Regions from separate parts of the Homo sapiens genome. Here region 2 is linked to region 1. A link is a loop called in an ENCODE intact Hi-C map of the cell type or tissue named here. Cell type or tissue: PC-3. All regions are shown on one strand. Each heading gives the region's core, and the rest is flanking DNA. Links, peaks and the distances in the headings are about the cores only.

Region 1 (15,713 bases), core at 4,348-6,847:
CAAGGATTCTGGCTGTGATTTTGCAGAATCATTAAGGATTTTGTAAATTCAATTCATCATACCAGATTGCAAGCTCCTTCCATCTTGTATATGATTATAAACTTCTATAATAATTAGCAGCATTTGTAATTAATGATTAGCTTTGTCCATACATTAGCGCTTGTAACACAGCACAAGTGCATCCTTGATAAATACACATTTGGAAAAAGATCTTGCTAAGCTGGGGCTCAGCATCATTTACACAAAACACATTATGTACCCATATAGAAAGAGTAACAGATAAATGACAGTGCTGACTTTTATGTGATGTAAATGATCTTCTAGGCACTAAATGATGTGTGTATGTATTACATATGTGTATATATATTTTTACGTCTTACATGTGTGTATAAATATACATTGTGTGTATATATATCACACACATATATGTATGCATGTATGTTTATATGTAAGGTTTAAATATATACTTAAATATATAATGAGCTTTAAATACATATTTAAATAAAATAATAGTCTTCAACATGAATTTTAATCTTCATTAACTCAGGTTTTGAAAACAAATGACATACTAGTTTATTAAATAAAATAATAAACATTTAAATTTTGGAAAAATAAGAATTATGAAATACATTTAAAAGGCACAATAACCACAATCTGTGTAATAAAATGCTACCAAAAATAATTCCATAATGAGAATGCTTTAGTGAACTAATTCTGAAAATTTGTCATTACCATATTTACTGTTGGAATGAAAATAATGTTCCCAGAGAGACTTAAAAAAGCATATCTTTTTAAGTAATGTAAATTTTTCTTAATATACTTGCCTGCATTATTGCTTCTAGGATTTGTTCTTGGCAATGTGTTTTTACATTTGGGTTGGACTTCTAAAAGCAGATTATCAGAGGATTTCTGATTCTGGCAAAGATGGAGTGGTCATTTTTATTTAGCCCAACTAAAAACTCTGGACATAACATAATAAACAAGCTTTGGAAGAGTATTGAAGATGGATTGCCTCAAGTACTCAGTACTTGAACAACATGGTAATGAGTATCCTCAGTTTTCTTACTTCCTCCCATATATCTTGGGCAGGATATTGCATAAGCCTTTAACCTGTAATGGCCAACAGGCATGGAAAAAAAAATTATCCAAGAAAAGCCTGTCTCCTTTAGCCAAAATAACAGAAAATGGGTAACCTAAGGAGGAAAAAAAATCCCAATACACAACCTACTCCAGGCAAACACCACAGAAATCCCAATCGCATACCACTCCCACAGTTTCACTCGGGCCAACTGGGAGCTGACCTTCTACCCTACCACTAGAGAAGCATCCTGTAGAAGCAGGCAGTGATGCTCCAAATCTTCTGCCTAGTGATGTCTGCAGGACTGAATAGGGAGTTGACCATCAATTCTTTATTTATTTAGAGAAGGAATGCTCCAAATCTCATGCTCCAGTAGTGTCACTGGGTCACAGTAGGGAGCGGATCATCATCCTTTATCTGGTGGAAGCCAGATACTCTAGAACATACTCTGATTATCCTTCCAGGGTAGAATTAGTGGATTCCAGGGTCAAGCTGACTCTCCACTCCCATCCCCATTTAACAAGGGCCTGGGAAATGAAGTTGGTTAGCACTTTGTTTATTCCCATTCTTCCCCTAATGTCAGTGAGGCCTAGTGTGGAGCTAAGCGGCAGGCCTCAACTTAAAACAATAAAGTGATGTGATTCAGATATGTTTTCCCTCCTCGTGGTGTCAGAAGGGCACAGTAGGGAACTAATATTGGTACACCACTTTTAAAAGGGATGTGGAAGCTGAATTTCTAGCTGATCTATTTGCAAAGGGGCAACACTCCACTTTTTCCAGTTGGAGCAGGTGGAGGAGGGGATCCAGCAGAAAGCCAAACATACGTGCCCCCTTGCCCTCATGCTACACATCAACAGGGGGAATACAAGATTCAGAATATTGTAATATCAAAAATGTATAGGGTTCAGTTTTAAAAAGAACTTATCATACTATGGACCAGGAAAATCACAACTTGAATAAGAAAAGATCATGGATAGATATGCCAACATTAAAGTGAATTAGATGTTGAAATTGTCTGATAAAGATTTTAAATCCAGCTATTATAAAAATTTTTTAATGTACATTTACCAATTCTCTTGAAACAAATGAATAAATAAAACATTTCAACTGAGAAATAAAAGTTATGAAAAAGAACCAAATCGATAATTTAGAACTAAAAATTGCAGTATTTTTTCAAAATGGCTGACTAAGGACATTGGACGCCAGATTTCCTAAGAAAAAAGATGAAAGTTACAGGTTAACGGACAAGTTCTGAATGGAAAACTGAGTGAAGAAAACTAGGACCTCTCATCGTGTCCATGGGGAGAAGCTGGTGTTCACAAGAGAAAAGCAGCAAGACTCTGGCAAAGACCAACCCCAGGGGAACTTGAAGTTCTGTGGAAAGGATAGGTGGGAGTGCTTCTCTCCTTCCCTCACCCTTGTGACCAAACTGTTAATGAGCCCCTCTGTCCTCATGATCCAGGGCAATGCTGTCAGTGGAGATTTAGGGTTTCCTGAGGAAAGAACCAGGTTTCCATGCCTGCACTGCCTTCACACCTGAACTGAGGCATTGGGAACCATACTTGTTGTTCCCCTGTGGTGGGCCACTGCTCTGCCTGGGGATTCTCTGCTCTTGAATCACTGCACCACCAGATTCTTCATAAATGTACCTCACAACCTGGTCTGATTTTGGCAAGCACAGGCTAATGATGGGTCCCTGGAGAGCTGTGGAATCCCCTGGAGATCTAACCCTCAGCATGGACCACTCCGAAAAAAGGGGGAGTACAGTCCACCAAAACCTCCTTTGGGACAAAGGACACATTTCTGTGGCACAAATTGATGAAAATGGCAGCGCTGATACCTGGGAATAGATGTGGGGAGGGTGTCATCTCCCACCCCCCATACCCTGTCAACTGGTGTGGACACATTAGTGGTTCTTCCCACTGGGAAGTCTGCACATGTGCACTTGGAGAAAGCATTTTAAGCACTTTTCACAGTGGCATGACTTTTGCTGAAAGTGAGCCCTTGCTGCTTGGGCACACATGAAGGACTGGACCCAAGTCCCCTTTCCTACACAGAGTGACAGTATCTCACCAATGGAGATAAGAAATATCACAGAGTTGTCTGTACTGGACTCAGGGAAAAGGTTCTGCCCAAGCCCACTTTGATGGAGTGTATTCGTGGCCCACAGCTGCACTGTGGTTGGCAAACAAGAGGTCAAGTCTTTATGAACTGAAGGTCATGAGCCCAGAGACACAGGTGTGATAGGGAAATGAACCAGGTTTCTGCTGGCTCAGGATGAAGAACTGGTGCACTCACTCTTCCCCTTCCCTTGAGACAAGAGCACACCACACATGATCTCTTCCCAACACCCCCTGTCAGGGCAGGTGCTTCCACCCATTATCGACCTATCTGGGCATGAGCAAGCTATTACTCTTAAGCTCCACTTATGGACTACGGTCTAAAATGCATCACCAAATAACAAACCTCCTTCCAGAAAGGCTTAGTGCTTGCCCACAAGACAAGCTTGCTGACCTCCACATCCTCAGACCCACAGAAAATAGTGTGTCCACTCATTTGTCCAATGCATAGCTATAAAAGCAACATCCAAGAAAGTCACTGCACAGAAGTTATCCACAACCAAGCAACACAAACACAGCACTGCCCCACTGAATGTGTCCAGAAACAAAGCCAAGTGATCATATACAAAATACACCATACTCATACCATAAAGGGAAAAAAGAATTTTAAAAATATCCCAACCAAATGATAGGAAATTCAAAAATAAGAAGCAACAGCTCCTTAGAGATAAACACAAAAACACTGGCACTACAAAAAGCCAGAGTGTCTTGATACTACCAAAGGATCACACTAGCTCTTTGCAAATGGATCCTAACCAAATTGACAAGCCTGAAACAACAGATAAATAATTCAAAATATGGATCCAAGGAAACTCAATGAGTTCCAAAGGAAAGTTGAAATTTAACACAATCCAATAAACTGATTATATTTAATGACATACAAGATATATATTAATGACATACAATTTATGACATATATTAATGTCATAAATTAATATATTTATGACATACAAGATAGCTATATCAAGAAAAAATAGAACTTCTGGAATAGAAAATTTCGTGACAGGACTGTCAAAATATAGTAGGAAGCTTTAACAATAAACTAGATCAAGCAGAAGAAGAAATTTCAGAGCTTGAAGATGTCTTTCAAATTAACCCAGTCATACAAAAAAAATTTAAAACTAACAAAGCCTTTGGAATTATAGAAATATGGAATTATGTAAAATGATCAAGCCTAGAAATTATTGGCATCTCTGAGAGAGAATGATAAAAAATAAAAGAGGTGGAAAACAACTTTGAGAGAATAATTGAGGAAATATTCCCTAACCTTGCTAGGGAGGTCAACATCCAGATAAAAGAAATATCAAAGAAGAAGATAATATATTAGATGACTGTATGAGTTTGCTCTTACATTGCTATAAAGAGCTACTTGAGATTGGGGGATTTATAAAGAAAAGAGATTTAATTGGCTCATGGTTCCACAGGCTGTAGAGAAAGCATAGCTGGGGAGTCCTCAGGAAACTTTCAATTATGCCAAAAGGTGAAGGGAAAGCAAGCACATCTTCACATGGCCAGCAGGAGAGAGGGCAAAAGGGGAAACGCTACATACTTTTAAACAACTAGATCTCATAAGAACTCACTATTAAGAAAACAGTGAGGGAGAAATCTGCCCTCATGATTCAATCACCTCCAGTTGGTCCCTCCCCCAATAATGGGGATTACAACATGACATTTGGGTGGGGACACAGAGCCAAAGTATATCAATGACTATTCCAAAGGCATACAGTCATCAGATTATCCATTGTCAACACAAAAGAATAAATCTTAAAGATAGGTAGAGAAACAGCCAAATTATCTATAAAGGAAATCCCATCAGATTAACTGCAGATTTTTCAGTGGAAACCTTATGAGGCAAAGAAGATTGGTGGCCTATTTTTAGCCTCCTTAAAAAATGTCAGCAAAGAATTTCATATCCTGCCAAACTAAGATTCATAAACTAGGAGAAGTCTTTCCCAGAAAAGAAAACACTGAAAGAATTGGTCACCACCAGACCAACCCTACAAGAAATGTTCAAAGAGCTTCCGAATGAAATTAAAGAATGATACTTGACACCATAAAAGCACATAAGTTCAAAGCTATCAGATCCTATAAAGCAATTACACAATTGAGTTTACAAAGCACCCAACTAGCAACAATATGACAGGAACAAAACCTCAAATATCAATATTGACCTTGGATGTAAACAGCCTAGTACAATATGACAGGAACAAAACCTCAAATATCAATATTGACCTTGGATGTAAACAGCCTAAGTACTCTACTTGAAAGACATGAGTAACAAATTGGATTTGAAAAAAGGCTTAACCTCTGTTACTTTCAAGAGACCTATGTCACATCTAGTAATATCCACAGGCTCAAAGTAAAGAGACGAAGAAATCATGTAAGTGGAAAACAAAATGAGCAAGAATGGCTATTCCTGTATCAGCTACAATATACATTAAATCAACAATAAAAAAAGACAAAAGACAAATAAGGCCTTTATGTAAGATAAACGACTTAATTCAACAAGAAGACTTAACTACACTAAATATGTATGAACCCAACATCAGAGCACCCAGATTTATAAAACAAACAGTACTAGATGTAAGAAAGGAGATAGAGAGTCACACAATAATAGTGGGCTACTTCAGCACCCCACTGACAGCAGTATACCAAGGCAGAAAGCTAACAAAGAAATTCTAGAAGTAAATTGGACACTTGATAAATTGGACCTGGTAGTCATCTAAAGAATACTCCATTCGACAACCACAGAATATGCATTTTTTCCATCTGTACATGGAATATTTTATATAATTAACTACATGTTTGCTCATAAAGCAAATCTCAATAAATTCAAAAAAATTGAAATAATATCAAGTATCTTCTTAGACCACAGTGGAATAAAATTAGAAATCAATATGAAGAGGAACTCTCAAACCCACACAAGTACATGGCAACTGAACAAATTATTCCTTAAGAACTTTTTAGTAAACAAAACAATTAAGGCAAAAATCAAAAACACTTTTTAAAACAAATGAAAATAGAGACAAAACATACCAAAACCTCTTGGATGCAGCAAAAGCAGTGTTAAGAGGAAAGCTTACAGTACTAAATGCATACCTCAAAAAGGTAGAACTATCTCGAGTTAACGACCTAATATTTCTCCTAAAAGAACTAGAAAAACAAGAAAGAAACCAAACCCAATGCTAAAAGAAGAAAATAAATAGCAAAAATTATAGCAGAACTAAATGAAACTGAGAATAGGAAAATGATAGAAATAATCAAAAAACAAAAAGTTGGTTCTTTGATAGGATAAACAAAATTAACAGATCACTAGCTAGATTAACCAGGAAAAAAAGAAAGATTCAAATAAGCAACTTCAGAAATGACAAAAGTGACGTTACACACGTGGAAATACAAAAGATCCCCAGTGACTACTATAAAAATCTTTAAATGCACAAACTAGAAAACCTAGAGGAAATGAAAAAAATGCTGGAAACACACAACCTCCCAAGATTAAACCAGGAAGAAATTGAAATCTTTTTTTTTAATTTTATTATTATTATACTTTAAGTTTTAGGGTACATGAGCACAGTGTGCAGGTTTGTTACATAGGTATACATGTGCCATGTTGGTGTGCTGCACCCATTAACTCATCATTTAGCATTAGGTACATCTCCTAATGCTATCCCTCCCCACTCCCCCAACCCCACAACAGTACCTGGTGTGTGATGTTCCCCTTCCTGTGTTCATGTGTTCTCATTGTTCAATTCCCACCTATGAGTGAGAACATGCGGTGTTTGGTTTTTTGCCCTTGCGATAGTTTGCTGAGAATGGTGGTTTCCAGTTTCATGCATGTCCCTACAAAGGACGCGAACTCATCATTTTTTATGGCTACGTAGTATTCCATGGTGTATATGTGCCACATTTTCTTAATCCAGTCTATCATTGTTGGACATTTGCGTTGGTTCCAAGTCTTTGCTATTCTGAATAGTGCCACTATAAACATACGTGTGCATGTGTCTTTGTAGCAGCATGATTTATAATCCTTTGGGTATACACCCAGTAATGGGATGGCTGGGTCAAATGGTATTTCTAGTTCTAGATCCCTGAGGAATCGCCACACTGACTTCCACAATGGTTGAACTAGTTTACAGTCCCACCAACAGTGTAAAAGTGCTCCTATTTCTCCACATCCTCTCCAGCACCTGTTGTTTCCTGACTTTTTAATGATTGCCATTCTAAAAGGTGTGAGATGGTATCTCATTGTGGATCTGATTTGCATTTCTCTGATGGCCAGTGATGATGAGCATTTTCTCATGTGTTTTTTGGCTGCATAAATGTCTTCTTTTGAGAAGTGTCTGTTCATATCCTTCACCCACTTTTTGATGGGGTTGTTTGTTTTCTCCTTGTAAATTTGTATGAGTTCATTGTAGATTCTGGATATTAGCCCTTTGTCAGATGAGTAGGTTGCAAAAATTTTCTCCCAATCTGTAGGCTGCCTGTTCACTCTGATGGTAGTTTCTTTTCTTTTGCTGTGCAGAAGCTCTTTAGTTTAATTAGATCCCATTTGTCAATTTTGGCTTTTGTTGCCATTGCTTTTGGTGTTGTAAACATGAAGTCCTTGCCCATGCCAATGTCCTGAATGGTATTGTCTAGGATTTCTTCTAGGGTTTTTATGGTTTTAGGTCTAACATGTAAGTCTTTATTCCATATTGAATTCATTTTTGTATAAGGTATAAGGAAGGGATCCAGTTTCAGCTTTCTACATATGGCTAGCCAGTTTTCCCAGCACCATTTATTAAATAGGGAATCCTTTCCCCATTGCTGGTTTTTCTCAGGTTTGTCAAAGATCAGATGGTTATAGATATGTGGCATTATTTCTGAGGGCTCTGTTCTGTTCCGTTAGTCTATATCTGTTTTTTGAAACCGACAAGAACAAAGACACAACATACCAGAATCTCTGGGACACATTCGAAGGAGTGTGTAGAGGGAAATTTATAGCACTAAATGCCCACAAGAGAAAGCAGGAAAGATCTAAAACTGACACCCTAACATCACAATTAAAAGAACTAGAAAAGCAAGAGCAAACACATTCAAAACCTAGCAGAAGGCAAGAAATAACTAAAATCAGAGCAGAACTGAAGGAAATAGAGACACAAAAAACCCTTCAAAAAATTAATGAATCCAGGAGCTGGTTTTTTGAAAAGATCAACAAAATTGATAGACCGCTAGCGAGACTAACAAAGAAGAAAAGAGAGAAGAATCAAATAGACATAATAAAAAATGATAAAGGGGATATCACCACCGATCCCACAGAAATACAAACTACCATCAGAGAATACTGTAAACAACTCTATGCAAATAAACTAGAAAATCTAGAAGAAATGGATAAATTCCTCGACACATACATCCTCCCAAGACTAAACCAGGAAGAAGGTGAATCTCTGAATAGACCAATAACAGGCTCTGAAATTGTGGCAATTATCAATAGCTTACCAACCAAAAAAAGTCCAGGACCAGATGGATTCACAGCCGAATTCTACCAGAGGTACAAGGAGGAGCCGGTACCATTCCTTCTGAAACTATTCCAATCAATAGAAGAAGAGGGAACCCTCCCTAACTCATTTTATGAGGCCAGCATCATCCTGATACCAAACCTGGGCAGAGACACAACAAAAAACGAGAATTTTAGACCAATATTCTTGATAAACATCGATGCAAAAATCCTCAATAAAATACTGGCAAACCGAATCCAGCAGCACATCAAAAAGCCTATCCACCATGATCAAGTGGGCTTCATCCCCGGCATGCAAGGCTGGTTCAACATATGCAAATCAATAAATTAATCCAACACATAAACAGAACCAAAGACAAAAACCACATGATTATCTCAGTAGATGCAGAAAGGGCCTTTGACAAAATTCAACAACACTTCATGCTAAAAACTCTCAATAAGTTAGGTATTGATGGGACGTATCTCAAAATAATAAGAGCTATCTATGACAAACCCACAGCCAGTATCATACTGAATGGGCAAAAACTGGAAGCATTCCCTTTGAAAACGGGCACAAGAGAGGAATGCCCTCTCTCACCACTCCTATTCAACATAGTGTTGGAAGTTCTGGCCAGGGCAATCAGGGAAGAGAAGGAAATAAAGGGTATTCAATTAGGAAAAGAAGTCAAATTGTCCCTGTTTGCAGACGATGTGATTGTATATCTAGAAAACTCCATTGTCTCAGCCCAAAATCTTCTCAAGCTGATAAGCAACTTCAGCAAAGTCTCAGGATACAAAATCAATGTACAAAAATCACAAGCATTCTTATACACCAACAACAGACAAACAGAGAGCCAAATCATGAGTGAACTCCCATTCACAATTGCTTCAAAGAGAATAAAATACCTAGGAATCCAACTTACAAGGGATGTGAAGGACCTCTTCAAGGAGAACTACAAACCACTGCTCAATGAAATAAAAGAGGATACAAACAAATGGAAGAACATTCCATGCTCATGGGTAGGAAGAATCAATATCATGAAAATGGCCATACTACCCAAGGTAATTTATAGATTCAATGCCATCCCCATCAAGCTACCATTGACTTTCTTCACAGAATTGGAAAAAACTACTTTAAAGTTCATATGGAACCAAAAAGAGCCCACATTGCCAAGTCAATCCTAAGCCAAAAGAGCAAAGCTGGAGGCATCTCGCTACATGACTTCAAACTATACTACAAGATTACAGTAACCAAAACAGCATAGTACTGGTACCAAAACAGAGAAATTGAAATCTTGAACAGACCAATGAAAAATTTCAAAATTAAATCAATTATAAAAAAACTACCATCCAAAAAAAGCCCTTGACCAGAGAGATTCACAGCCAAAGTTTACTAGAAGAGCTGGTTTCAATCTTACTCAAACTATTACAAAAAAAAAAAATGAGGAGGAGTGTTTCCTCTCTAATTCATTATGCAAAATTAGTATAATCCTGAAACCAAAATCTGGTAAGGACACAACAACAACAACAAAAGAAAACTGCAGGCCAATATTTCTGGTGAACACAGATGCAATCATTGTCAAGAAAACAGTAGCAAAGCAAATCTAACAGCACATCAAAAGATAACTAACCATGATCAAGTGAGTTTTATCCCTGGATGCAAGAATTGTTCAACATAAGCAAATCAATAAATGTGATTCACCACATGAACAGAATTAAAAACAAAAAAAATATATCATCTCACTAGGCACAGAGAAAGCATTTTATAAAATCTAACATTCTTTCATGATTAAAAACCCTCAGTAAACTAGGCATCAAAAGAACATACCTAAAAATAATATAATCCATCTATGACAAACCCACTGCCTACATCATACAGAATGCACAAAGTTGAAACGATTCCCCCTAAGTACTGGAAAAAGACAAGGATGTACAGTTTCACTACTTCTATTCAATATTGTACTGGAAGTCCTAGCCAGAATAGTCATGAGAAAGAAATAAGTACATTCAGAAAGGAAAAGAGTAAGTCTAACTATCTCCATTGGCTGATAAGATCTTATAATTAAAACACCCTAGTGATTCCTCAAAGACACTGCTAGACCTGATGAACAACAGCAGTAAAGTTTTAGAATACAAAGTCAATGTACACAAATCAGTAGCATTTCTATACACCAATAATGTTCAAGCTGGAAACCAAATCAAGAATTCAATCCCATTTACAATAGCCACACATATACACACACACACAAATAAAATATAACTGAAAAGGTGAAAGATTTCTACAAAAGAACTACAAAACACTGCTGAAAGAAATTATAGATGACACAGCAAATAGAAAAACTTCCCATGCTCATGGATTAGAAGAATCAATATCACTAAAATGATCATACTTCTCAAAGCATTCTACAGGTTCAATGCAATTCCTATCAAACTCCCAATGTCATTTTTCACAGAGTGAAAAAAAAAACTATCATAATTTTCACATGGAACCAAAAATAGCCCAAAAAGCCAAAGCAATCTAAAGCAAAAAGAACAAAGCTAGGGGCATCATATTACCTTACTTCAAACTATATAATAAGGCTACAGTAACCAAATCAGCATGGTACTTCTACAAAAACGGACACATAGATCAATGAAACAAAACAGAGCATCCAGAAATAAAGCCACATGCCTACAACCAACTAATCTTCAACAAAGTTTACAAAAATAAGCAATGGGAAAAGTACTCCCTATTCAATAAATGGTGTGGGGAAAGCTGTCTAGCCATATGCAGAAGAATGAAACTGGACCCCTACCTATCACCATATAGAAAAATTATCTCAAGATAGATTAAAGACTTCAGTGTAAGTCCTGAAACTGTAAAAATTCTAGAAGAAAACCTAGGAAAAGTCTTCAAGACATTGTTTGAGGCAGATAATTTATAACCAGGACCTCAAAGGAAAATGCAACAAAAATAAAAGTTGACAAATGAGACTTAATAAAACTAAAGATCTTCTGCACCACAAAAGAAATAACAGAGTAAACAGACAACCTATAGCATGGGGGAAAACATTTGCAAACTATGCCTCTGACAGTAGACTAATTTTCAGAATCTATAAGGAACTTAAATTTATCAATAAGCAAAAAAAAATTAACTTCATTAAAAAGTGAGCAAAGACCAGGAACAAATATTTTTCAAAAGACATACAAGCAGCCAATAAAAATATGAAAAAATGTTCAACATCACTGATCATCAGAGAGATGTAAATCAAAACCACAATGAGATTCCATCAAATGGCTATATTAATAGCCAGTCAAGTGGCTATTATTAATAGCCAGTCAAGTGGCTATTATTAAAAAGTAAAAAAATAACAGATGTTGGTGAGGTTGTATTGAAAAGGGAATGTTTATACACTGTTGGTGAGAATGTAAATTAGTTCAACCCCTATGGAAAACGATATGGAGATTTCCCAAGGAACTAAAAATAAAACTACCATTTGAGCCAGCAACTCCAATACTGGATATCTACCCAAAGGGAAAAAAATAATTTTATCCTAAAGAAACCTGCACTCGTAGGTTTATTATAGCACTATTCAAAACAGCAAAGTCATGAAGTTTACCTAGGTGCCTATAAGTGGTGGATTGGATACAGAAAATGTGGTAACATGGATGCAGCTGGAGGCCATTATCCTAAGTGAAATAAAATGGAAACAGAAAATAAACTACCACATGTTCTTACTTACACATGCCAGCTAAACGATGGTACACATGGACGTAAAGATAGAAACAATAGACACTGGGGACTGCAAAAACAGGGAGAGAAGTGGGAGAGCAAGGGTTTTAAAATTACATACTGGGTATTTGTTGGAGGCCGCACAAATGTTTCTTGTGATTAGGTACCTCTAAAACCTGTTAGTAATAATATGAACCTGTGGTCAATTAAGCAGCTGACTAATCATATCTCCTCCTCCTTGTTCTTGTTACCCAATAAATAAAAAGGGCTGTGGAAGCTCAGGGCAGCTGTCTTTGCTCACTAGAAACAGGGAGCCCTTTTCTTCTCTCTTCTTCTTCCTCATGCTTAGCCTTTCCTTAAAATAGTTACTTATGTTTTTTGTTATCATTTCTACATTCGTCCCTTCGTTCGGTTGTAATGACGGTCTCAAGTGGTAACAGTAGTAACTGCTGTAGTGATGGTCTCAGGCAGTAACAGTAACTGCTGTTACTCAAGTAGTAGTAGTGGCAGTCGGCCACAAGTGGAACCTGCACAGGAACTATCAGGGACAAACAGAGACCTGAAGGGACCTGAAGAGTCCTGCAGGGACAAATAGAGATAAATAGAGATAAATAGGTAGAGGGAGGGAGGTGGAGGTGGAGGGAGGGAGGTGGAGGTGGAGGGAGGGAGGTGGAAGTGGAGGGAGTGAGGTGGAGGGGGAGGGAAGGGGAGGGAAGGGAAGGAGAGGGAGGGAGAGGGAAGGAGAGAGAGGGAGGGAGAGAGAGGAAGATGGAGGGAGGGGGAGGGAGAGGGAGGGAGAGGGAGAGAGGGAGGGAGGAAGAGAGGGAGGGAGGAAGAGAGGGAGGGAGGAAGAGAGGGAAGGAGGGAGGAAGAGAGGGAAGGAGGGAGGAAGAGAGGGAAGGAGGGAGGAAGAGAGGGAAGGAGGGAGGAATAGACAGAAGGAGGGAGGAATAGATGGAAGGAGGCAGGAAGAGAGGGAGGGAGGTAGAGGGAAGGAGGGAAGGAGATAGAGGGAAGGAGGGAAGGAAGGAGGGAGGTAGAGGGAAGGATGGAGGGAGATAGAGGGAAGGAGGGAGGGAGGTAGAGGGAAGGAGGGAGGGAAGTAAGTAGAGGGAGGGAGGTAGGTAGGTGGAGGGAGGTAGGTAGAGGGAAGAAGGGAGGTAGAGGGAGGGAGGGAGTTGGAGGGAGGTGGAGGGAGGGAGGGAGGGAGGTAGAGGGAGGGAGGGATGGAGATAGAGGGAGGGAGGGAGGGAGATAGAGGGAGGGATGTAGAAGTAAGAAGGTAGAGGTAGGTAGGGAAAGACAGGGACTTGAAGGAACTAACGGACCACAGGGACAGACAGGGTCAGCTAGGGATAAAGACTATCAAACTAGCAATATAAGGTCAGTGCCCTAAAGAGGTAAAAAAATGTAGACTAGCAAAGACTAGCAGAGATTTGCATGGAAGGTATGCTAGAACAGGAAGAAAAAAAAAAACCTAAAACCAACTAGATGAATGACCAACCCTGTTACAAGTCTTCAGGCAGCATGTACTGGTCTAAAAATGTACTGGTCAGTGCCCTAGATGTACAAAGAATGGGAAGCTTTTGAATTAGGGTAACAGGAGGAAGAATTTGGCTATTTCTTTTCTCTTTTTTGTTTGGAGTTTGGTACATACCATCTTTTATTTCAGGGTTTTAGAACATTTTTTGCCCCACCTACAGCACCTATTGAAAGTGGTGAACAGAAGAGGGAGGATGAAAATTGGCTTGTACTGTCTTTTGTGGCTACAGAAAGGCTAACTTTAGCTTTGGCTTTCGTGGATTGTAAACGTGCACTGGCACCTGTGAGATGTGCAGAGGACTTGGGAGGTTTTCTCAGAGCTTGTCAGGATATGGAAGCTGAGCTTCATTGCTCTGCAGTATTGACTCAGGCAATGGCTAATTGGGTAGCTGATAGATCTAAAGGAAGCCAAGGGTCAAGCCCTAAAGTGGGAAAGTGTTATAAGTGTAGACAAATTGGACGTTTCAAAAAAGAATGGCAGCAGACCTCTTGGCAAAAGGGATCTTGTAACACAGTTCCCCTCTTAATAGAAAAAAAGGCCAGGACTTTGCCCTCGTTGCAATAAAGGAAATCATCGGACTAATGAATGCCACTCAATATTTCATCAAAACAGCACTCTCCTGTCGGGAAGCAAGAAGGGGGCCTGGACCTGGGCACCTCAAACTATGAGGGCATTTCCCGTCCAGGCCACAACTCCATCTCAGGGGTGGGTTTCCGGAGGCACATGGATTGCCTCTCTCCAGGAACACCTGGAAATGCAGGATTAGATCTCCTAGATAACAAATTATGTTAATGGAAAGAAACAAACTTACTAAGATTCCCATTGGTATTTGACGACATTTGCGAACAAGATACATGGGATTGATTTTGGTAAAAGCTGTCTTAACTTACAGGCCCAGGAGTTGTTGACTTTGATTGTGAAGGAGAAATTCAGGTAGTGGTAATGTCACAAAATCTTTGGGTTTGTGAACCGGGAGAATATGTTGCTCAACTGTTGCTTATTCCCTGTAAATTGTACCCTTCTCTACGTAAGAAGAAGCAAGGAGGTCAGGAATTTGGAAGTGCAACTAGGAGAGAGATTTATCTTTCACAACCCATAGCATCTAGTGGACCCACCTGTACAGTGCAAATTGAAAGTTTAAGGATTGCTTTTTGCTATACTGTTGTATGAAAAGGATAAGCCTCGATTTGCTTTCTGTCTTCTGTTAATGAGAAACAGCCTGTCTCTCATTGTCACTGGAAAGTTTTACCCCACGGTAATTAACCAAAGAAGCAGAAGCTGAGCTAACAAATGCTCAGCAACGGCATGCCTTCTGGCTACAGCCACAAAAGGTTTTTGCTTCTGTTTCAGTAGGTTTACTAACGTGGGGACGAGGGTATGCTTGTGTCTTTACAGAAGATGGACAAGCCATGCAGGTGCCCTCAAGAAGTGTGCAACCATGGAATGGGAGACTGGTGGGACCCATGGATTCCAATTACAGGCCTGGTTCCCCTAGTATGAGCCATGAGCCAGTTGAATCCGAATGAGAAGACAGAACGCGGACCGACGGAAATCATGCTGACATCAACCCCCATAATACGGGGACAGATCAAGAAAACCACACAGGAAGCTGAGAAACTGATGGAGCGCCAGAGTTTCACCTTTTGCTGGAACTCAGAGGCACAATCGATGTTTAACGAACCAATGCTTTCTGACTGAGCTCCTCTCTACCCTGAATACAAGAGACCCTACTAGGCAGGAATATCATTGCCCTTACTCAGCATGAAGAAGTTGCAGAAGACGGA
Region 2 (15,713 bases), core at 6,555-9,054, 62 kb after region 1:
ATAAATAAATTTGAATTCCCAGTTGCTAAATGAAAACGTCATCTGTGAATTTACAGGTCAAAATATCCAACCACAATCAAGAGTCATGCATAATTCATGATTAAGGCATGACAATTATACATTTCAGCTTGTGGGAGAGAGGGTGAAGGTGTACAGGTGCTGAACAGGATGTCAAAAGCATTCCAGGCAGCCCTCCACTCTCTCCTTCTGGCCACCACAATTAATATACCAGGGTAAACAAAACTGCTTAGAATAGATTTAGATCATTTATTCATAGTTTTTAAAATTAAATGTTTGTTATAGATTTTTAATGCATTAGTAGTTCAATGTTTTCCTGAGTTTTCCGAAAGAAAAGGTTAGGAAAGAATCTCTTTTGTACTTCTCTTTCAATCCAATACCCAAGTGCATTCCAGTACTGAGGGAAGGGGATCATTTCTTTTTCTTTCTTTCTTCTTCTTCTTTTTTTTTTTTTTTTTGAGATGGATTCTCATACTGTTGCCCAAGCTGGAGTCCAGTGGTGCCATCACGACTCACTGCAACCTCCACCTCCTGGGTTCATACGATCCTCCTGCCTCAGCCTCCTGAGTAGCTGGGATTACAGGTGCACACCAACACACCTAGCTAATTTATATATATATATATATATATATATATATAGTATAGACAGGGTTTCACTGTGTTGGCCAGACTGGTCTCGAACTCCTGACATCATGATCTGCCTCCCTCGGCCTCCCAAAGTGCTGGGATTATAGGCCTGAGCCACTGTGCCTGGCCAAGGGGGATCATTTCAAGCACCTCATTATTACAACATTTTCTAACAATGTCAACAAATATGGTCTTTGGCATAATGCTGCTTAGCTATATGACATATAAAATCATACGGCTGAAAAATATAACAAAATTACTAGCTGCTGGCTGGCATTTTTAATACCACAAGAGTGGCTGAGTCCTCTTTCTATATATCTATAAGGTACTACAGAAGGGAATCAGTTTCACTGGTAACACTTCCCCCAGCAAACACATTCTCTCTCTCTGTCATACACACACACACACACACACACACACACACACACACACAGTCAAGGCCTAGAAGCCCTCTTTAAGGTACAAAAATGTCATCGTTGTATCATAGTCTGGAAATAATGACAGATTCCTCAGCAAACCCTGGTGCAGTTACATTATTTACTTTTTAAAAAAATTTCCAACTTTTAAGTTCAGGGGTATATGTATGTGCAGGATGTGTAGGTTTGTTACATAGGTAAACGTGTGCCATGGTGGTTTACTCCACAGATCATCCCATTACCTAGGTATTAAGCCCAGCATCTATTAGCTAGTCTTCCTGATGCTCTCCCTCCCTCTACTGTCCCCTGACAAGCCCCAGTGTGTGTTGTTCCCTGCCCCCATGTATCCATGTGTTCTCATCATTCAGCTCTCATTTATAAGTGAGAACACGTGGATATGGTTTTTCTGTTCCTATATTAGTTTGCTGAGGATAATGGTTCCGGCTCCATCCATGTCCCTGCAAAGGACATAATCTCTTTTCTTTTTATGGCTGCATAGTATACCATGGTCTATATGTACCACATTGTCTTTAATCAGTCTATCATTGATGGGCATTTAAGTTGAATCCATGTCTTCACTGTAGTGCTGCAATGAACATACACGTGCAGGTATCTTTTTTTTTTTTTTGAAACATAATATCACTCTGTTGCCCAGGCTGCAGTGCAGTGGCATGATCTTGACTCACTGCAACCTCCACCTCCTGGGTTCAAGCTATTCTCCCACTTCACCCTCCCATGTAGCTGGGATTACAAGCAGGTACCACCATGACCAGCTAATTTATATATATATATATATATATATATATATATACACACACACACACACACACACACACATATATGTATATATATATACACATATATATGTATATGTATACATATATATGTATATATATACACACACATATGTATATATATGTATATATGTATATATGTATATGTGCATATATATGTATATGTGCATATATATGTATATATGTATATATATGTGTGTGTGTGTATATATATATGAGTATATATATGTTTTTTTTTTAAATGGAGATGGGCTTCACCACGTTGGCCAAGCTGGTCTCGAACACCTGACCTCAAGTGATCTGCCCACCTTGACCTCCCAAAGTGCTGAAATTACAGGTGTGAGCCACTGTGCCCAGCCACATGTATCTTTATAATGTAATAATTTATATTCCTTTGGGTATATACCCAGTAATGGGATTGCTAGGTTGAATGGTATTTCTGCCTCTCAGTCTTTGAGGAATAATCACACTGTCTTCCACAATTGTTGAATTAATTTACACTTTCACCAACAATGTGAAAGCATTCCTTTTTCTCCACAACCTCTCCAGCATCTGTTGTTTACTGACTTTTTAATAATAGTCATTCTGACTGGTGTGAGATGGTATCTCATTTGCATTTCTCTAATAATCAATGATGTTGAGCTTTTCTTCATGTTTCCTGGCTGCATGTATATCTTATTTTGAGAAGTATCTGTTCATGTCCTTTGCCCACATCTTAATGGGGTTGGGTTTTATTTTTGTAAATTTGCCTAAGTTCCACATAGATGTTGGATATTAGACCTTTGTCTAATGGATAAATTGCAAAAACTTTCTCCCATTCTATAGGTTATCTATTCACTCTGATGATAGTTTCTCTTGCTGTGTAGAAGCTGTTTAATTAGATCCCATTTGTCAAATTTTGCTTTTGTTGCAATTGCTTTTGGCATCTTCGTCATGAAATCTCTGCCTATGTCTATGTCCTGAATGGTATTGCCTAGATTTTCTTCTCCAGTTTCTATAGTTGTGGGTTTTACATTTAAGTATTTAATCCATCTTGAGTTGATTTTTGTATATGGTGTAAGTAAGGGGTCCAGTTTCAGTTTTCTGCATATGGCCAGCCAGTTCTCCTAGAACCATTTATTAAACACGGAATCTTTTCCCCATTGCTTGTTTTTGTCAGGTTTGTTGAAGAGCAGATGGTCTGATCCATTGATCTATGTGTCTGTTCTTGTACTAGTACCATGCTGTTTTGAGTACTGTGGACTTGTACTATAGTTTGAAATTTGGAAGCATGATGCCTCCAGCTTTGTTCTTCTTGCTTAGGACTGTCTTGGGTATTTGGGCTCTGTTTTGGTTAGACATGAATTTTAAAATAGTTTTTTTTCCTAATTCTTTGAAGAATGTCAATGGTAATTTAATGGGAATAGCATTGAATCTATAAATTGTTTGGGACAGTATGGCTATTTTCACCATACTGAGTCTTCCTATCCATGAGCATGGAATTTTTCTCCTTTTATGTCATCTCTGGTTTCTTTGAACTGTGGCTTGAGTTCTCCTTGAAGAGGTCCTTTACTTTCCTTGTTAGCTGTATTGATAGGTCTTTCATTCTTTTTTGTGGCAATTGTGAATGGGAGTTTATTCATTATTTGGCTCTAAGCTTGCCTATTGTTGGTGTTTAGAAATGTTAGCAATTATTGCACAATATTTTGTATACTTAGTCTTTGTTGAAGTTGCTTATCAGCTGAAGAAGATTTTGAGCTGAGACAATGGGGTTTTTTAGATATAGTATCATGTCATCTACAAACAAAGACTTCATCTCCTCCTATTTGAATGCCCAGGACCAGATGGGATCAGAGCTGAATTCTAGTGGCACAAAGAAGAGCTGGTACCACTTATAATGAAACTATTTCAAAAAATTGAAAAGGAGAGACTCCTCCCTAACTTATTCTATGGGGTCAGCATCATTCTGATACCCAATCCTGGCAGAGATATAACAACAATAAAAAATCTTCAAGCCAATATCCTTGATGAACAGCATTGCAAAAATCCTCAAATAAATCCTGGCAAACTGAGTTCCAAAGCACATCAAAAAGCTTATCCGGTACAATCAAGTAGGCTTCATTCCTGGGATGCAAGTTTGGTTCAACATACAGAAATTAATGAATGTGATTTATCACATAAAATAACTAAAGACAAAAAACCACGATTATCTCAATAGATGCAGAAAGGTCTTCAATAAAATTCAACATCCCTTTATGTTAAAAACACTCAATAAATTAAGCATTGAAGGAACATACCTCAAAACAATAAGAGGCATATATAAGAGACCCACAGCCAATATCATATTGAGCGGGCAAAAGGTGGGAGCATTACTCCTGAAAACTGGCACACAACAAGGATGCCCTCTCTCACAACTCCTAGTCAACATAGTACTGGATGTTCTGGCCAGGGCAATTAGGCAAGAGAAAGACATTATTTATTTTCAGTACCCTCAATTTGTCGTTGAACTGATTTTTATATCACATAATTTTAATTCTTACTTCACTCATATACACAAATATGGTTAACTTTTTTCCCACTAATTCCAAAGTCTTTCACCAAATTTCTTTATAATTTGCCCCTACGCTTCTTTTCCATGTTAATCTTTCCTTCCTATCATTCAAAATAACAACCTGAGTTATGAAATATACGCTAATTTGTAGGGCTAGATAAATTATTAAACATCTATTCCATAATGAAGTACCATGCACTTTTTTAAAAAATAAAAAAGTTCCATATATTATTATGGATTTACCACTGGGATATATTGTTAAATGAAAAACATACAATCAATATGCATGTTTCTGAAAGTGAGAAAAAAAATGACATCTGCTGAAGAATACAAATAAACTAATAACATTGGTTTCCTCTAGGGAAGAAAGCCTGACAGCTGGAATTTGAGATAAGTGGCACGTGGCAGAATTTCTACTTTGTAACTTTTGTACCTACTGAATTTTGAACAATAAAAATGCATTATCTATTCAAAAAATAAACATAACTGCATTTAATTAAATATAATTTCAAAAACTGAATTCAATATGAATCATTATGTCCTTGGATTACCATTTTAGAACAATGTTTCTCTTACATGCTAGGAGGATGTCTCAGGGAGACTCTGAAATTCAAGTCAGAGGATGCTGTGAGGCTCTCAGCCAGGCTAGACAGGAGGGAAGACAAGAGTAGAGAGAAGTAAATAGGAAATGTTCTTGGGAGCTCACAGTGGGGAACTTCTTCCCTACAACTGGAAAGCATCTGAAAGTTACCCTATAGCCACACCCTCTCTTAATAAAGATCGCTCCCTTCAAATAAGAAATAATAAAGATGAAGGCAGTATCAAAAAATTAGTTCAAACTATCCTTTTAAGAGAGAAGAAGGCTCTCTTTATTCTTTCAAATATTCTTTAAGTCTACTAGAATAGATAGTGAAAAAGAATAACCATTGAAAAGTACATATCAGTATTTAGGAACATTTATATCAATGCCCTTCACTAATGCAGTTTTAAAGACTTTTTTTTCTTAGTGCCATGATCTTTGTCAATATAAGTGAGGAGAGAGGATGAATGTATGTGAAGATTTCTTTTTAAAGGTGAAAAGAAATGATGATCTGCAAGGCCTAGGAAAAAAACAAATAATATACTGTGTTAATAATTGTGCCAGCAAATTGACAAAATTCATATCTCTCAGGAAACCTAAGGAGTGGTAATCCTGATTTCCCTTCTGCAGGGAGATTTTCTTGAGCTCTTTAATTTTTATGTCCTAGGAAATAATTTATTTCTCACATGTATTGAAATTCTTATAGTTGCAAAGGGCTATATCAAGATTGAATTAATTATTTCAATGATTAAGGATATGGTTTTCAATTCACTCTACTTAACTACTTCTTACTGGGATTAAAGCCAGGGAGTCATTTTAAAGGAATAATGTTGTCTCAACCTTAACATTTTAAAAGAGGAGTGTGATGCTGTTACTTTGTCTTATACAAAATCACAGCCACTTAACCACAGAGATATATTTGAGTTCAAATACCTGCCCCAGAAAATGCCAACTACTGTGGAGAAGAGACAGGGAATGACTTGAATACTTTAACCAGCTGGTAAAACATATGTTGAAAATAAAAATGGGAAAAATGGTTGAGAACTCACCATGAACTCAACTTTGGGCCTCACATAGTTTATTAGTTTTCATATTCATTTTCTATTTAGTAAATTATCATTTTTTCCATAATAAAATCCTTATTTTTGATAACCGTTACAATCTTTGACCTCTTCAAAATGTCTTTACTAGACACACTAAAAAACCTTCTAAGAGGCCAACCCTGAGCTAATTTCTAAGAAAAAGAGAACTTCTTCATTTCCTCTCCAGTATAGAAAAGACAAATATCATCAGCGTTCTGCATAGTAGAACCAGTCTATAGATGCCTGATTACTCTCTGAAAGACTCCACACTTCAGATCAGCCACATGAAGCACATATGATGATACCAATTACTACAGATCCTGGAAGATAAGATAGGGTGAGGGCAATCGGACACTTTTCCTGAATTCTCATAGGGTGACTGGGAGGTTACTGTGGCTCTTGTCTGCTATTACTCACTTACAGGAGCATTTGGAGAAACTATGCATGACATTGCACTGACTTCTAGGAGTTAAGAAGAAATCACTTAGGCAGATAGTAAGGGTATGGGAGACTTCAGTAACTTTACTTTTTAATGAAAAGCAGCCCCAAATCATTTTCTAACAAAGAGTAGCCTGTAAAGTCGAGCTGCAACTGTAGACAAGCCAGCTGGGAACTTGCATGGGTGAATGCTGGCAGGAACTAGGGACTAGACATGTTCAAGATGGAAGCTCTATCTTTGCTTCTCTGCCAGCCACGTGTACAGTAAGAAGCAGACAAGATGGCACTGGCCAAGGGAAGAATTCATTTGTGTAATAAGATTATGGTGGGGCAACCAGCCTTCTGTATGCACTATGTAAACATCATACCTGATTGAACCTATCTGTGAGTCCTGTGTAAATCAGACATTGCTTCCTCTCAAGCCAGACTATAAAATCCAGTGCATCTGCCACCAGCCGATCTTCCCTCTTGGAAGTCCCCTCTCCCTTACTAGAGAGAGAATGCTGTTTTCCTTTCTCTTTCTTCTGCCTATTAAACCTCTACTCCTAAACTCCTTGTGTGTGTCAGTGTTCTAAATTTTCCTAGCATGAGATGACGAACCCCAGGTATACAACACAGACAACGTAGCTGTTTCATATTGGGGACCTCATCCAGGATACCAAGTTACAACAGTCATCAAAATGGTGAGTAGAGGAGTGAACTCCAACTCTGTCCTTTCATTTTGGGGCTCTTGGACTCCATTTTAAAACCAAATCAAACCAAATACTGGGCCACCTTTAGCCATTTAAAAATGAGTAGCATGGATGCTAGCCTTATAAGACTTAGGGGACAGGCTTGCTGGGGAGAACATAGAGAATGCCCCAGTACCCGTGTGTTGCTGAGCATGTTGGCCATATTTGTATCAGCTTCCTTTCATGGAAGACAGCCATCACTTGAGGCTGGAAGAGGTTCTGGGGCAACTGAGGATTTCTGGCTACCCCCCGGTGTTATCCAAAGACATCTGGACTGACACCAGCCTCCAACTGCCTTATGGGGTGTCAGCAACAAGATCTCCAACTTTTCTATCATAATTTCCTCCTTTCCTTTCCGCAACCACCATATCGTCTATCCTCTCTGTGTATGCAATGTGTGGGAAGTTTTACGGTTCAGGGAAGTAATCTTGTTAGGCAAGATCAGGGAATGCATAGTAACTGGGGAAGGGAAGGCATCTTTCTGATTTTCTACAGAGGGTCCCCTCCACCACAGTGAGCATCACTCTTTGCCCTTGGTCTAGAGAGCACAAGTCATTTTCAGATTCTCTCTGCCCTCGATCTGGAGAGTGCATCACACTTCCAGGTCTCTCTCTGCAGTTGGTCTGGAGAGCACATGGCATTTCTAGGTATCTCTTTGCCTTTGGTCTGGAGAGCACATGGCATGTCAAGGTCTCTCTCCCATTGGTCTGGAGAGTACATGGCATTTCAAGGTCAACAGCACCACCTAGTGGAAGAGGGAACCTGTCCATGAGGCACATTGTCAGTCCTTTACCTAAATATTCTATCTTCCCAATTATCTTCCCCTTTTGCTCCTTTCTACTAGAAATTAGGCTTCATGTTGCTTCTATAAACCAGAAAATCCTGCCTTCAACAACTAGGAGTAAAATATTCTCCAAAGCCAAATTTTAGTCTTGATACTGTTCCATAGCAGGAAAATGGCCATTTGGTCCCTCCATTCTTTTAAGGCACCTATTCCTCCTCGAATTAGAATGGTACTTAATTAGTAAGGGGATTTTAAGTTTGGAAGTTAACCAGAACCATTCTCTAAGGGTAAATGCTTTAGTATGCTATACTAAATCATATTTAAATTTAGCATACTAAATTATCTGGCTATAATAGCAGGATACAGACCTCAAACCAGTATACTTCCACCATTAAAGAAGGAAGTGCAAAAGTTGCCCAAATGTAATTGTCACATAGTCTCTCCCAAGATCCATTCTTTTGAGGAGCCAGGCGGGTCACACAAGTCTAGGAAGTCAAAGGGAAATCACAGGCAGAGGACTAGATCTGCATGGGTGAGTGTGACTAATCCCAATATCTTAGTTCCTCTGGTTCCATGGCTGGGGGTCACACCTGGAACGATGGGCATTGCATCTAACAAGGTGCGGGGACCCAGGAACCAAGGAAGGAAAACAGCAGGGGGGCCGTGCCCATCGTCTTCCTCTCCACCCTGGGTCACAACAAAAGGAAGGAGACTAAAGGGATGCCTTTTTCTCACTTCTCTTTCTAGATGGGTAAGAGATTATCTTCAGCCTATACCCCTCTGGAGTGCATTCTGAAGCACTGGGATTCCTTTGACCCTATGACTTTGAAAAAAAAAAGTGGCTCATTTTCTTTTGCACAAGGGCTTTACCTTCTTACCCTCTTGAACCAGCCTGGCCTTTGGAAGGGAGCCTTAATTTTAATATCCAACAGGTAGGTCTTTTCTGCAGATGGGAGGGAAAATGGTCCAAGGTACCTTATATACAGGCTTTCTTTGCCCTGTGAGACAACCCAGACTTTTGCAAGTGTTGCACAATCAACCCAGCCCTTTTAGCAATAGTATTAGGCAGCCCCAAATGGAATGATTCCCCAAGACTAGAAAAGCAACTTCTGGGGAAACCACCTGAGGCAGCTATTGAGTCCGCGAGCCCTTCCAGTCCCCCTTATCTAAGACCACCTCCAACAATGCCACCAGCTCTTCCACCTCTGCCATTTCCAAAATTCTCCACTCCCCCACCCTCACTCTGACCCAGACAGGAAGTGCCCAATGGAGGTGATGTCACTAGGATTCAAGTTCCCTTCTCATTGTATGACCTTAGGCAAGTAAAGGGAGACTTAGGCTGATTTTCTGACCCTGACAGGTATATAGAGGCCTTCCAAAATGTAACTCACATATTTTACCTCTCATGGTGGTATGTTACGCTGCTCCTAAGCCAAACTCTAACCATAACTGAGAAGCAGGCAGCTCTGCAGGCAGTAGAGAAATTCAGAGAGGAGCAAAATGTCTCCTACAGTCGGCCTAAGAGGAAAGGAGAAAATAGGGAAGGCAAAGAGATAATGGAAACACCATTCTCAAATGGAAAAGGAAGTAGAAGGAAGTAGTTCCTCTAGACAATGCTAATTGGAACCCCTATGATGCTACAGATGAATGGAAAAGGAAACATTTTTTAATGTGCATATTGGAGGGCCTATGAAGAACTACAATCAATCCTCTTAATTACTCTGTCTGTGATAGATCAAAAGCCAGATGAGAATCCTGCAGCCTTTATAGAAGGACTGAGAGAGGCTCTAATAAAGCACACCTCCCTATCCTCTGAGTCAGTGGAGGGACAGCTAATCCTAAAGGACAAGGTTATTACACAGGCAGCTCTTGATACTAGAAGGAAACTATAGAAGTAGGCTTTAGGACCAGATAGCACTTTAGAGAACATCCTGAAGGTGACTACCTCAGTCTTTTATAACAGGGACCAGGAGGGGGACCAGCAGTAGACCAGGAGAAAGAGAGGAAGCAAAAGAGAGGGTCAGAGGCTCTAGTAGCTGCCTTATAGGCTTGCAAAGCCTAGGATCCCTGAGGTGCATCCACCAGTTGCTATCAGTGTGGCAAGTCAGGGCACATTAAGAAAACACACCCAGGCAGCAAGAAGAAACCACCACAACCCTGTCCAGCATGTGGTGGGGACCACTGGAAATTGGACTGCCCCCAGAGATGAAGGTTACTGGGTTCAGAACCAGTCTCATGGATGGACCAACAGGACTGATGGCTCCCGGGGTTGGAACCCCCAGATCCAGTGGCTCAAACTTCATTACAGCACAGGAGCCCTAGAGGAAATTGAAGGAAGGAAGATAGATCTCCTTCTAGACACTGGAGCCAGGCTCTCTCTTCTCCTCTCTAATCCAGGCCTTCCTTCTTCCCATAGCACAACTGTGAGCGGTGTCTCAGGAAAAACTCTAATTTGATACTTTTCTCAACCCCTTAGTTGCAAATGGGGAAATCTACTATTTGCACATGCCTTTTTAATCGTGCTAGAAAGTCTCACTCATTTATTAGGTAGAGGCATTTTAGCTCATATGGGGACCAGCCTCCTTATGGCCCCAGGACAATCTCTTTGTCTCCTCCTAGTGGAAGCTGATATCAATCCAGAAGTGTGGGCAACTCAATGAAGTCTTAAGTGAAACATGCTGCTTCTGGATCTCTAGTCAAGTAGAAGAAAACCTACAGATGCTTTAAGATCAAGTTAAAAATCACTGACCAGTTAAGAGAAAATGCAAGCTCCAGCCCTGAATTACTACAAAACCTCTTTAATGAATTCCAGTCTTCTTTGTGGAACTGGTCAGCTCCATTATTAAACCCCTTCTTGCTCAAATGTTTTATACTAATGTTTGGACCTTGGCTACTGAATACTGTAACTCAAATAGTACCCTCTCACCTAGAAGCAATCCAACTTCAAATGGTGCTGTAGACCGAACGATGCATGGGCACACCTTTCTTCCAAGGACCCTTAGATCACCCGCAGGAGGAGCCCTCGCTGCTGTTCTCCACACAATGCCCCTTTTCAGCAGGAAGTAGCCAGAAAGAGTCATCACCCAAAACCCCCTAACAGCAGTTACGGTTACCACTCCTGAGGAGGGAAAGCTACAGGAGTTAAGAAGAAATCACTTAGGCAGATAGTGAGGGTAGGGGAGCCCTCAGTTGGGCTTTTCTTTTTAATAAAAAGCAGCTCCAAATCATTTTCTAACAAAGAGTAGCCTGTAAAGTCGAGCTGCAGACATAGACAAGCAAGCTGGGAGCTTGCATGGGTGAATGTTGGCAGGAACTATGGACTAGACATGTTCAAGATGGTGGCTCCATCTTCGCTTCTCTGCCAGCCATGTGTACAGTAAGAAGCAGACAAGATGGCACTGGCCAAGGGAAGAATTAATTTGCATAATAAGGTTAGGGTGGAGCAACAAGCCTTCTCCACGAGCTATGTAAATGTCATACCTGATGGAACTAATCTGTGAGCCCTATGTAAATCAGACACTGCTTCCTCAAGCCGTACTATAAAATCTAGTGCATCCGCTGCCAGCCAGTCTTTCCTCTTGGAAGTCCCCTCTTTCTCACTAGAGAGAAAGCTGCTTTCCTTTCTCTTTCTTCTTCCTAAACCACTGTTTCTAAACTCCTCATATGTGTCTGTATCCTAAATTTTCCTGGCATGAGACAACAAACCCAAGGTATATACCCCAGACAACGTAGCCACTTCAAAACCCACCTATGTCTAGGTAGTGATCCCATGCTGAACTGCCAATTATCCCTACTGCATTTGTTGTTTCTCCCTGGTTTTCTTATTTATAGTTTTGCACAACCAGAGACAGGCCTATTGCTTTTGATGGGCTTGTTGGGCTCTTCAGCTTTTGCTTTTTCACAGCCTTCAGATTGGGTCAGAGCTGATTTACTGACTCTCTCACATTCTCTGTTCTTCCTTTTGCATGAGTCAGAAAATCAGTGAGTAAAAGAAAGTGAGTCAAGATGAGAGACTAAGCTTATATGTCTCTTCCTCATCTCTCCTAAAATCAGATGGTATTTCAGAAACATAAAACACTAAAAACGTTGAAAAAACATATTTTTAGACCAAAAAATAAGGATCTGTAAAATAGACAACAGAAAAAATAGGAAAAGAATCTCTGCAAAAGAAGACTGCTCTGGAAGTAATCTAGTGATCAAGAACCATCAACTGCTGAAGACAGTGAGTGTCATGAATGATAAAAAAGAATTTAATAAACAGAAAATAAAATGATTCCCAAAGAGACTAAAGATAACAAATGATCAAAGATATTAAAATCAATAAATCAATACTGTTAGAAAAAAAGAGATAATGATTGCATCCAATTAAATAAGACAAGAAGTCTTATATAGAACATATTTCTGAGAATCATAAGTAAAATATGAATTAATTGACAAAGGCCATAAAATTGAAAAAAAAGTCATAGCCCAAAGTAAAATTGTCAGATATTCAAAATTTGTGTGTTGAAGGTAAGCTGCAAATTCGTCTAAGAGCTGCTTAAAAGCCAAAGCAAATTCCAAAATACAATTTGATACACAAATTACAGGGCTTACAAAATAATAAAACAAACAATTGATAAAGAGAAATTGCAGCTAGTCTCTTAGTGGAAGCTAAAAGAAAACTCTCCCACAGGTTTTCATAATGATAACATGCTCATCGACGTCTCTACAGCAAATATAATAACCGTGTTCATAAGAAGGTTTGTTAGCACATCCCTCAGGTCAAAAATGATTATTATTATTTGAAAGCATTTTTCCTTCCTCTCTTTAAATTTATATTAGCCTAGTGACCCTTGGCTTTTGTGGGAATGTACAGTATGACTCTACTTAGAAGTTACATTGGTCCTGATGTCAGCTTATAAAACTCTCCTTTGCCTCAGGCTTCCTGTAAAATCCATCTGATCTCTTTTAATTGTCACCATGAATTCCTGATTCTAGATGGTGCCTCTAAAAGAATAACCAGGAGAATGCCTTTAGTCTCTAATAAAAACAGAGTATTTATGTGGAAGGGAAATGATAGAGACCAGTTTTGCAGCAAGTAAATTCTGAAACATTCCCTTATCTAGAATTACTTGGACAACAGAAGAAATTGTTTCTATGGCTGTGTTGATATAATAAAATGTAACTAAGCTTGTTATGATAAATAATTTGCTATCAAATATATACAATTTATTTGAAAATAAGAGGAAAATAAAAGAAAAACAAACCTACATTCCTGTTGGAGTGCTGACAGCTTGATAGTAATACGAAACTATGATATTTCAATTCTTGTTGCTAGGGAGATTCTAGAGAACAGATATAAACACAGAAAAAGTCAAAGTAACTGGCACATTTTTATCAGTTAGCTTTAGTCCCAAAGCTGAGTTTTATGGATGTCAGCTTCCCCAGTCTTTCCCTCTGTTCCACCCCCTGTTGATAAAAAGAAGAGAATTCGGCATTTGGTATTAAATAATCACTACATGTGACATCAACTCCAGTGTATTCCAGAGGTTCAACAAAATTAGCCTATTGCAAGAAAGAGGAAGCCCCGACTAGCTAAGAGAAACTGACCAGTCTAAAAGTCTGACCTCTGGTCATAGCTAGCATTTTGACTTACTTTGTATGGTCAACTCTGCCAAGCTTTAATTTGGTTCTGATATTCAAAGAGAATTAATCCAGAAATGACAGAAGGAGCTCATGTATAAAGAGGAAGAAGGGTCATTGATCTGATCATGAGTTTATTTACAATAAGACATTAGCTTGTGGCTGATGATTCAGGAAAAGATTCACCTTTGCAGGAGGGGATGATGAAAAAGTCTAGGTAGCATGCCTAAGATTGGGCAAGTATACCAGGATTCAGAGACAGATTTGTTTTCTGACTCACTCAAGGTCTAGGATGAATAAGCCACAAGGGAGAGGACTAGTCATATTGAATCCAATAGGGCAGGAAGCTGAGGTTAATTTGATTGGCAGTCCAGGGTCTAAACCATACAAGTGGCACAGCAGATGCTAGGTCCATGGCATCAAGACTTATTCCAGACCTCATGCTTTGGTGTGCTGGAAAACCACTGGTGTATTTCCTGTCCTGGACAGGAATGTCTCAGGAAGTAGGCACGGTGTGACCTAAACACAGGAAGTCCCAGTACTTCTAATTTAGAGGGGATAATAGAGTAGAAACTACATATTATGTCTGCATAAAGCAAAGACTAATAACAGAAAAACCATGCAAGGGTTTTTAGAGGTCAAACAAGTAAAGAAACAGAGACATGGGAAGGGAGCTAGGAAAGGTGGGGGTGGGGAGACTGCCAAACCACATTGTTACATAGCAGTTGAATAAAGGAGAGAATGAAGGTTAGATGGAAGTCACCTAGGTAGTCCCAGGAAAAGTCAGCAAGGTCATCTGTGAGTTCTTGAGCCAAAGTTTAGCAGTCAGGGGAGTCTTGTGTCTCAAAGGAATGGGCCTGCCTTAGTATACCTGCTGTGCTCTATCATCGGCCAGAAGTCCTGAGAAGTGTGGTGTTAGCATAAACAGAGGAATGGATTTCATAGAACAACCAGGGCCCTTGCTTGATGATACTCTATGTTTAGAAGACTGCAAAGACATTCTTACGGTGCTATAGGCTGACTTAGCATTTCTCCTAATTTGGTGACTTAAGCTGGTAGAACAACATCAGTCAAGCTTGCCTAACACCTATTTCATAAATGTTTTGTAATTATTAGGTTATATAAGAAAGTATGTGTAATCTTTAAGATGAGAAAAAAAAGGAGACATAGAAAGTTTACTTACTAGTCCGAGTTGACCTTGCTAGGAAGTGAGCCAGTCAGTATATAAGGTAGAACATCCCTACTCCGGAGCCCACTTGCCGAAACACTGTACCTAATAAATGCCCACCTCTACTTGTTGGAACACCATCTGCTGAGGATAGAACAAAGAACCATCTCACAGCTCTGAATGCAGATTTGTCCCTATTGCTAATCATTATTTCATATCAGAGCAGGTCTTGGCTTTTGAGTATTAACAGAGACCCTGTGCGTGATTCATGAATCATAGGAAATGAGCTTTCCTTTGAATACTGGAGCATTTTGAAGAGAGGGAAAAATCAAAGTTGCCTGTGGTACTGGAGTTCAGTCAGGAATACAGGTTAAAACCAAAGGCTCTGTCTCATCATATAAGGTTATTATTTTCTATGTAACATCAGCAGAAATACCTGGGGGAGGAGATGTGAGCACGAATAGACAATACCATTTTTAAAACAAGAGTTATAACAAAATATGTATTAAACTCTGTTTGTTATACCTATTTTGAAATACACAGAAAATATTTGGCTATTGAATTCAGCATTTATGATGTGATAATGACTTTTAATCACGTTTTCCTCCAATGTGCTATTCCCATAAATTGGGACTTTTATCTCATTTTACTATAGGCTAATTTTTGGTATATTTCAAAAAAAAATAAACCTGAGTTTGATAAATTATTTAGTAAGTGCTGGATAAACAATCTAGTACCCCTGTACATAAAACAACTTTAAATAAATAGTATTTTTGATAAATGAGTTCTGCCTGAATGATTTATCAACCTAATGCGGAATTGTCCTACAATTTCATAGCACTAGACATATTTAACATTTGAAGCTTTTATTGCAGGCTGCAAAATGAAGGCAAAAGTAGAAGTTATTTCCAATTGGAGGTTAA

What was found. A loop is a pair of places that touch in the nucleus more often than their neighbours do. Peaks named below come from ENCODE experiments on the same cell type or tissue, not always from the same donor. Only the 100,000 strongest peaks of a DNase experiment are listed, where the experiment ranks them.
Region 2: a loop joins it to region 1, with 3 times the contacts of the local background. A loop is called at or near these places in 1 of 110 quality-filtered maps.

What each region holds. Positions count from the first base shown.
Region 1 is chr10:108,716,707-108,732,419 of GRCh38, forward strand. The region is part of intron 2 of LINC02661 (long intergenic non-protein coding RNA 2661); the gene reads left to right. Among named protein-coding and RNA genes, the nearest start is that of LINC02661, 16 kb to the left of the region's middle. RefSeq lists an enhancer at 12,287-12,456. In PC-3, for the core only: no CTCF peak of the experiment used is centred there; no DNase peak of the experiment used is centred there; H3K27ac peaks cover 394 bases.
Region 2 is chr10:108,776,180-108,791,892 of GRCh38, forward strand. All of the region lies in intron 3 of LINC02661 (long intergenic non-protein coding RNA 2661), which reads left to right. Among named protein-coding and RNA genes, the nearest start is that of LINC02661, 75 kb to the left of the region's middle. In PC-3, for the core only: CTCF peaks have their summits at 7,950 (motif pointing left) and 8,154; a DNase peak (open chromatin) is centred at 7,932.